2 separate regions of the Homo sapiens genome follow, and region 1 is linked to region 2. Evidence: read pairs that join two places in POLR2A ChIA-PET (ENCODE). Cell type or tissue: OCI-LY7. All regions are shown on one strand. Each heading gives the region's core, and the rest is flanking DNA. Links, peaks and the distances in the headings are about the cores only. Region 1 holds the start of LOC124902780 (a long non-coding RNA gene). Region 2 overlaps LOC107984406 (a long non-coding RNA gene).

Region 1 (4,399 bases), core at 169-4,168, 270 kb after region 2:
GCAACTTCCGCCTCCTGGGTTCAAGCCATTCCCTTGCCTCAGCCTCCCGAGTAGCTTAACAATTTTAAATTTAAAATTATAACTATGTTAAACTTTTATGATTCGAAATTCAAGATATTTTCTATCATGTTCTCTCTACCCTGTTCACTTTCTCCTAAAGGCAAATGTTAAGTTTTCAAAGATTTACTTTTCCATTTAAAAATATAAACAAAGTTGGGCATGGTGCCTCATTCTTGTAATCCCAGAACTTTAGGAGGCGGAGGCTGGCGGATGCTTGAGCTCAGGAGTTCAAGACCAGCCTCGATAACATGGCAAAACCCTGTCTCTGCCAAAACAAAAAACAAAAACTCCCCAAAACAAAAATTAGCCCAGCGTGTTTGTGCATGCCTGTAGTTCCCAACTACTTGGGAGGCTGAAGTGGGAAGGCTGCTTGAGCCTGGGAGGTTGCAGTGGAGCCACGATTACACCACTGCACTTCAGCCTGGGCGACAGAGCCAGAGCCAAACCCTGTGGCAAATACACACACAAACACACACACACACACACACACACACACACACAGTTATGTATTCATATCAACCTCTTTTGTTAAATGATAGCATACTGGCCAGGTGTTGTTTCTCACAGCTGTTATTCCAGCACTTTGGGAGGCTGAGGCAGGAGGATCATCACTTGAGCCCAGGAGTTTGAGGCCAGCCTGGACAACATCATGAGACCCCCGTCTGTGTTTAAAAAAAAAATGGTAGCACACTAAGCACACTTTTCCCCATCTTGCTGTTTTCACTGAATATATCCCGAAAATCACTCCACAGTATCATCCATAGTATTATCGAGAGATAGTTCTCATTTTTGAAAACAGCTATATATATAATTCAGTTGTATAGATGTATTATAGTTTGTTCACTCAAACTCCTGTGGATATTTGGGTTGTTTCTACAAAGAATGATGCCCTGAAAAGTGTAGAAGTGGCACCTCCGGGTCAAAGGTTAAATACATATATAATTTTGGTAGGTATTGCTAAGTTCCCCTCCTGGAAGTTATGGCATTTTGCTTATCTACCAGCAATGTATATAAATGCTTATTATCCCACAGCCTACAGAGCATGTTGGCTTTTTGCCAATGTAATGGAGGGGTTGTTATTGGTAGCTCAGTGTAGTTTTGATTTGGACTTCTGTTATTATGCATTAGTTTGAATATACTTTCATAAGTGCCATTTGCATTCATTTTTGTGTGAATTGTTTGCTCATACCTCTTGCCAATATTTTCTGTTGGATTCTATAAGCCTATAACACACTGTTTTTACAAACTATTTATTTATTAGGGCTATTAACCCATTGGGATATAAATTGCAAATATTTTTTGTTTGTCTTTTGTAGTTTTGTTTTCCTCACAGTGCTTTTTCTCATGTAAAAGTTTACTTTTATGTTGTCAATTTATAACAATCTTTTCTCTAATTGCTTCCGAATTTTTGAAGCAATTAAAGCAATTTAGCTAGCAAAATTTTTTCTTCTCTTATAGAGAAATTCATCCATATTTTCTTCTAGTATCTGTATGGTTTCTTTTAAAAAATATTTATATACTCGACTAATTTGGAATTTGTCTTTGTGTATAAGAAATTGATCCAATTTTATCTTTTTCCTTTATCTTAAAATAACAAAAAGTCCACCTTTTTCCTAGTGACCTGAAATACCATTTAAATCATATACTAACATGTTCCCCATCACAAAAATAAAAATTAAGAGTAGTAACCACCTATGATGAATGCTGGCAAGGGAATTCTTGCATTGTGTGGGAGACTGAGCCAGAGGTCCATAATGATTGTTTTTTTTCCTTTTTGAAGAGACTGAATTCTGATACTTGTATCTTCTAGATAATTTGTCTTTGGTTGACATGGGTGGAATTGGGTGTGGTGCTTACAATTTTTTCAAATGGTTTTACCCATTGTTTATTAGAGAGCTAGTGTCCTGAGACCACTAATCTGAATCATCATTTGCTTTAATTATTGTGATCCAGTAACAATGACGCAAATGTTTTTATAATGGAATATTTCTGAGTTCTAAAATTAAATAAATGACTAAAGACTTTTACTGCAAGAATTTGTAGTTAATCTTATAATAAAATTGATGTTCATTATAATTCACCTCTTTTCCCAAATAATTTTAGTTTTTTCCCCTTCCAACTTTTATTTTAGGTTCAAGGGATACACGTGCAGATTTGTTACATGGTTAAACTCTGTGTTAAGGGGCTTTGGTGTAGAGACAATTTTGTCACCAAGGTAATCAGCATAATGCCTGATAGGTAGTTTTTCAATCCTCACCCTCCTCCTACCTCTGCTCTCACATAGGCCCCCAAGTCTATTGCCAAATGATTTCTCTTAATAACGTTCCTCTTCTAAATATAGTTTATCAAATGTTTTCAGTGGAAAATATTTAAAGTTTCAGATTGTGCAACAGATATTCACCCTGACCGGATATGGAAAAGACCAGCAACATTCAGGAAATTGGCAGAGATTTTGAGCTCTGCTAGGGCAGGGCAAAAAAAGCAAGGGGTGGAGCTATGCAGTGTGTGTGGGAGTTGTTTTAATTCTACCCTTGTGCTAGGTTTTCTTCCACTATAAAATGATTACAATAGAATGTTTGTTTGCTTGTGCCTATTTCTAGTCACCTTTACCACTCTGTTAGAATACTGTAATAAAAAGTAATGATGACAAGAATTTATACAAAATGGATGTTCTAATCAACAATGGCTTTCCAGGGGTTGGGGCAGGGGTCGTGGGAGTGCCCAGGATGGAGTGCAGTGGCTATTCACAGGTTTAATCATAGCTCACTACCGTCTTGAATCCCTGGGCTCAAGTGATCCTCCTGCCTCAGCCCCTGAGTAGCTGGTACTAAAGGTGCGCACCACCATGCCTGGCTTAGGATAGGTTTTTAGTACAAAACTGGTAAAGTCCTGACAGTCATAAACCTTCAAGGTTGGGGATTTGTAAATTTTATTTATAGGAGTGAAGGAATTTTGCCTTGGCTTTCAACCAAATAGTTATTGTTAGTGGGCATCTGGGTCTCTGTGCAGGATGGAATTTAGCATAAAGAATATAAATTACCTTTCCAAACTGGTATTCCACCTTTCAAATCAGTTTGTCTGTGCCGTTATTGCAGAACAGTTTCATATACCCCAGTGAATATCAGTTTATTTAAAGAGTGCAGAATTCTTTTTGCAGTACTTAAAATACTTTCAAATGGAAGGAATCAAAATTGAAAGGAAACCACAGATACTCATCTCAGGAATAACAGTCAGCTGCCAGGGATGCATAGGAACAGTATGCTGGAACGTGGCGAGGGTAGACTGTATGATCTTTTTTTCCCCCACTGATTTCTCCCGAGAAATGTATGCTCTTTTGCAGTTACCTTCCACGCTGTATGTCCGTGAGAAATACAATGAAGACGGTCTGAATAATGAACTGGTAATCTTCGATAATATGAAACGAATTTAAGAGAACATATCAAAGAGGTACATACTGTTTCAAAGAGCAAGAACTGTTATCTGAAACTCCCTGCCTCATAAAAGGCTTTCTGCAGAATGGAGATGGTCTTAAGCAAGTTTTACCATAAACAAATGCTTAGTTTCTTATTTTAAAAAATGACTAATTTTAGAAAGCTTACTCTCTCTTTTCTCTAGAAGGCTCTCAAAATAGGCTGCTGCAAAAGCTGGTATATTGTCCGGTTGCTCTCTCAGAATCTCGCGTGTCAGCCCTTCAAGAAGATTCCCAAATCCTTGTGGAATTCGGTAGTGGGTGTTGGAGAATGGAATCGACATCTTCTTGGTAAGAACTGCCTATGGAACCTAAAGATTCATTAAAGAGTACTGTCTTTAAATTTGTCTGATTTTACTTATATAATCACAACTATGCCAACAAATTATTTCTGAGACTCATACATCTGGACTTGAATTCTTTTTTCCCTAACACAACCCAAGCCCATCCATTTCTTCCAAAGAGTTTTGAAATCTCCATTGTGAATTAGTATAATACAAACACAGACCCATTCACTAGGCCAAATCATTTAAAATCCTGCAAAAAACCCATAATTTTCAATATGACTTTTTCTCTCTTTACCCTTTATATGCTCAAAAGGTAAGGGTAATTTTTGCTATCACACAGGAATTTAGAGAGAATGATTGCTAAAAAGTTAAATTCATTGTCAATTGCTGAGAAGACCTTCTTTGAGGTCTATTTTTTTTTAAAGAGTAGAAATTAGTCCTGGTTCTAGAAATTAATTTGTTGAATGAAGAAGTTGCACAATCTTTCCCCTTGCTGCCACTTCTGAAGCATGACCCACAATGCTTCGAACACCTTCGTACTGTGGAATGGGGTTGTGCGTGCGTGTGTGTGAGGGAGGGATGG
Region 2 (4,399 bases), core at 240-4,239:
GCTATGATTATTTAAATTATCTACTATTAATAGTCACATTCTCTATATCCCAAATCTTTGGGGATAGCATATTACAGTGGAGAAAGGGGTTTTAGAGCTAAACTTGGGTTTATGTTCCAGTTCTGCAATTTACTATCTGTGGTCAAGTCACATTATCCAAGTCTTTATTTCTAGATATGTAACATATGTAATAACAATTGACCCTTGAGGGTTTGTTTGTGTTTTGTGAGAAGTAATGTTACATATGTAAAATATATCATGCATAATAGACTTTCAGTAAATGCTTGCTAACTTTTTTTTAGGAAGCAAGATAGAGTCATAAAACCTTAGAAGATTTTGATTTGTCTTCCCAGCATCCCTTCTCCCGCTTTTTCTAGTAATGGCCCCACCTGTGACTGTGGGGTTAAGTACATGGCCCAGCCTGGGATAGTGTTCTAGTCTCCTTGCTACAGTGATTGATCCAGAGCTGTGCATGTGACCTAAGCCATGGCCTTTTGCCAAGATTATTTTTTAACTAGTTCCATCAAGAGTCTTCTTCTCCTGCCCGCATGACAAGCTGCACTGTCCAATATGTTAACCACTAGATACATGTGTTAAGTTTAATTACAATTAAATGAAATTTATAATGTATTTCCTCAGTCCCACTAGCCACACGGGGCTAATTAATGGCTACTATATTTGACAGCACAGATATAAAATACTGTCTTATTTCCAATTATTCCTGCTCCCTGAAAAATTTTGTTACATAATGCAAGAAATTCTTCCCTTTTTGCTTCAGATAGTTCCAGTTGAACTTCAGTCACTTACAATCAAATGATCTTGACAAATCACATTCCTTAGTTTGTCGGGCCACAAACCAGATGCAGAATCTTGGAGGCCTGACTTTGGCATGGATCTTTAAACTAGACAAAGCCAAATCCTGTAAGTACTGCAACAAGGGGAAAATTGGGGGCTGTCTTCAAGACACCTCTGCTGACAACTTAGCTAGGGCCTCCTTTTAAGAAATGTGGTCCCTCCCCATATTGAATCCTGTGTATCACAAATCTATCTTCTTAGTGTCCCTGGCCTAACCTGTGGGGGCCCAGTTTCCCTTGCTTACTAAGCTTTTTTTTTTTTTTATGGTCCTGTCACCTGCCTGATCCCTTTTCTCACATCTTGTCTCAGAACTCTCCTTTTCCTACTTAGTTTTTACTTCTGGGCCTGGCTGAAGGCAACCTCTTTCAGGGGTACAGCATTATGAACACTAGACAGGAAGCACAGCTGAGTCTAAGCTGTGCCAACTTGCAAATGTGAAGGAAACCTCTTTCAGGGGTACAGCATTATGAACATTAGACAGGAAGCACAGTTGAGTCTAGGCTGTGCCAACTTGTAAAATGTGTGACTTGGAGCAGGTTATTTAACCTCTCTAAGCTTCATGATCCTCCTTGAAAAATGGAAAAAAAAATCCCACTGCACAGCGTTGTTAGAAGGCTAAATAAAATAATATTCTAAAAGATAATTTGTAAAGGGCAATGCAAATGTTTTATCAATTATACTTGCTTATAGATGTAGGTGCAGCCTTCCCAGCTATAATATATTTCAGCTCCTAGACAGGGATCCAGGGATGGTGTCGTCTATTACTTTTGAATGTGCCGCCTTCCTCCTCTTCCACATCCCACCACTTTTATTAATGTTTGGAACATAGAGTGTTCTTCACACAGTAGGCAATTATCAGATGCTGGCCAGCTGATTCCCATTTCTGAGCCTCCCTCTTTGGTAGGAGGGTGAACGACGGCAGAGGGCAGCGAATCCTTCCCCTGACACGGTTGGTGGGTGGACACCATCTGAGGATCTAGGAGAAGGGAAACAGTGAAGGCTTTCATGAGTTGGGGTGTAATTTGTGGCTTCCCCATGATTTTTCAACCTGTTTGTATTTAAGCACTGAAGCTTTACAAGAACAGAACTCCAGAGATATTCTCCAGAATGTCCTTGCTGCATCTTAAATAGGTCAGCAAAAGCTGGATCTTTCCAGCCCTTTAATACCAATTAATTTCTCCTCTTTGTTCCTCTGGAGAGTGGCTGAATAGAGCACGTTTAGCAACCATGGACACAAGCCTGAGTCCCTCTCACTTTCTGAGGAGGCCGGAATTCTATTCAAAAATCAAATATTTACTCTCAGTATAAAAGACTTTGATGTTCTCCTGTTTTCAGCAGAGAAATGGGAGCCCCTCCTTGCTGCCCTTCCAAAATTTACCCAGGACCCCATGCCACTCCCAGGATCATGTATTTCTCCCAACAAACTCCACATCTTGTGGAGACACCATATCTCTGCAGAACCCTTTTCATCTGAGTAACTCTTCATGTTTACAGAAATCTGCAGCCAGCAAAACCAATTTCAGGATGAAGGAGCCTTTTGACTCCATTTCTACTTTCTATTTGATGTTTTTCTGAGGCCCCCAGAGTAGGGCCACCTAGGAGAACTTTAGAAAGAGAACGAATAGAAAAGAAAATGTTCTTGGGGAGGGCCATTCCTCACTGTCCAGGCATACAGAAAGCTTGTTTTGTTCCGAAGGGAGCTAGCTAATCTGTCTCTTATTCAGAGCTTGCTGTAGGAGCTGGGCCCTGCCTCCTCTCAACACAAAGCCTCATACAATCTCGTTGTTTCCCAGGCAATGTGCTGCAGCTCTACAAATTCTCTGGCTGGTGTTTGCCTCCTGCGTCCTCTGTCCATTAGGAGAAATCAAACTTATGGTAGAGACAACACCAGTACCATTTGCATATAGATTTATACAACAAAAAATAAAAATGAAAATAACTTCATCACTAGGCCAGGCACAGTGGCTCATACCTGTAATCCCAGCAGTTTGGGAGGCCGAGGTGGGTGGATCACGAGGTCAGGAGTTCAAGACCAGCCTGGCCAAGATGGTGAAACCCTCCAACCTGGGTGACAGAGTGAGACTCCATCTCAAAAAAAAAAAAAAAAAAAGAAAGAAAGAAAGAAAGAAAGAAAGAAAGAAAATACCTTCACCAATACTAGAAGGCCCAAGGAGTGGGGAGAGAGGGCTGCTTCATATCCAGAGCTTAGTCAGGGAGTAGGTCCTGGAGGGTAAAAGCTTATACCAGGAGGAGGAATTCCTACTGGTGCATTAGGGGTTGGTCAAACCCTAAGCTTTTTTGGTGATCTGTCTGGGATCCAATCCAAATTTTGTCACTTAACAGCTATATGACTTCAACAAGCTGCTGACCTCTCAGAAGTTTGTTTTCTTGTTTGTAAGATGGGGTTGGAAGAAATAAATAAGCAAATATCTATATATATAGTGGTTGACACAGTCAAATGCAGAGTAGCACTTTCTCTCTTTCTCTCTCTCTCACACGCACACATATATATATAGAGAGAGAGAGCAGTTAGAAGAGGGAGGTAAGAAGCCTCAGAAATTAATATCTCCTTACCCCTCAGAAGCAGCCCCTTAGCTCATATCTGATGGCAGTTGGTGGATAAATACCCCAGCTCCCTATCCCCTAGGAGGCATATTCTTTACTACCACCTAGGGCTCCCAAGAGGAATAAGCTCTAGCTGCCCACAATAGTGATTTGCTTCATATGCAGCCTTTACTGGCTTCCTTTCCTTCCAGTTTCATTCCCCCAATATACTGCCTGGTTTGGCTGTAATTACCTTTTGGATAAACTATTTGACTTGTTAACTTAGGATCTGCCTCTGAGGAAACCCAAACTAAGATACCAATATTTCTTCAAATTTTTGAAGGCCTAGGTTTTCAGGATCATCCCTGACTCCATACTCCTGCTTCAGCTGAATTAGTCAGTTTAGAGCTCATTTCACAGTTCTACATATGCCGTCCTTTTTCCATACCGTGTTGTACCAAACCTGGAACTCAGTCCTCTGTGTCAGTATAAATGCACACATGCTAATTGTATTCATTTTCTATGCTACATAACACATACTGCACATTTAGCAGCTTAAAACAGCATACATGTTTTATTATTATTTGAGACAGATGCTGGCTGTGTCACCCAGGCTGGAGTGCAATGGTACAATCTCAGCTCACTGGAGCCTCAACCTCCTGGGCTCAAAGGATCCTCTCACCTCAGCCTCCAGAGTCACTGGGACTACAGGTACATACCATCATGCCCAGCTAATTTTTTGTATTTTTTTGTGGAGACGGAGTTTTGCCATGTTACCCAGGCTGGTCTCCAACTCCAGCCATCTGCCTGCCTCAGCCTCCCAAAGTGCTGGGATTACAGGCATGAGCCACCATGCCTGGCAGCATACATTTATTTTCTTACAGTTTCTTTGGGTCAGGAGTTCACGCACAGCTTAGATAGATCTGCTGCTCAGGGTCTCGCACCAGACTTCAATTAAGGTATCAGCTGTCCAAGTTCCTTTCTGGAGCCTGGGGGGGTC

The links. ChIA-PET counts read pairs that join two places held together with the same protein. Peaks named below come from ENCODE experiments on the same cell type or tissue, not always from the same donor. Only the 100,000 strongest peaks of a DNase experiment are listed, where the experiment ranks them.
Region 1: POLR2A ChIA-PET joins it to region 2 with 8 read pairs; 7 of 35 experiments call an interaction of 5 or more read pairs at or near these places.

The regions. Positions count from the first base shown.
Region 1 is chr11:124,674,679-124,679,077 of GRCh38, reverse strand. SPA17 (sperm autoantigenic protein 17) reads right to left here. Exons shown (of 5, transcript NM_017425.4): 2 at 3,660-3,840. The coding sequence starts at 3,813. LOC124902780 (a long non-coding RNA gene) reads right to left here and starts at 3,653. Exons shown (of 2, transcript XR_007062933.1): 1 at 3,516-3,653; 2 at 2,973-3,412. It also overlaps a transcript of SIAE not described here. In OCI-LY7, for the core only: no CTCF peak of the experiment used is centred there; no DNase peak of the experiment used is centred there.
Region 2 is chr11:124,940,832-124,945,230 of GRCh38, reverse strand. It overlaps LOC107984406 (a long non-coding RNA gene), which reads right to left. Exons shown (of 2, transcript XR_001748429.3): 2 at 1,641-1,831. Among named protein-coding and RNA genes, the nearest start is that of HEPACAM, 7.0 kb to the right of the region's middle. In OCI-LY7, for the core only: no CTCF peak of the experiment used is centred there; no DNase peak of the experiment used is centred there.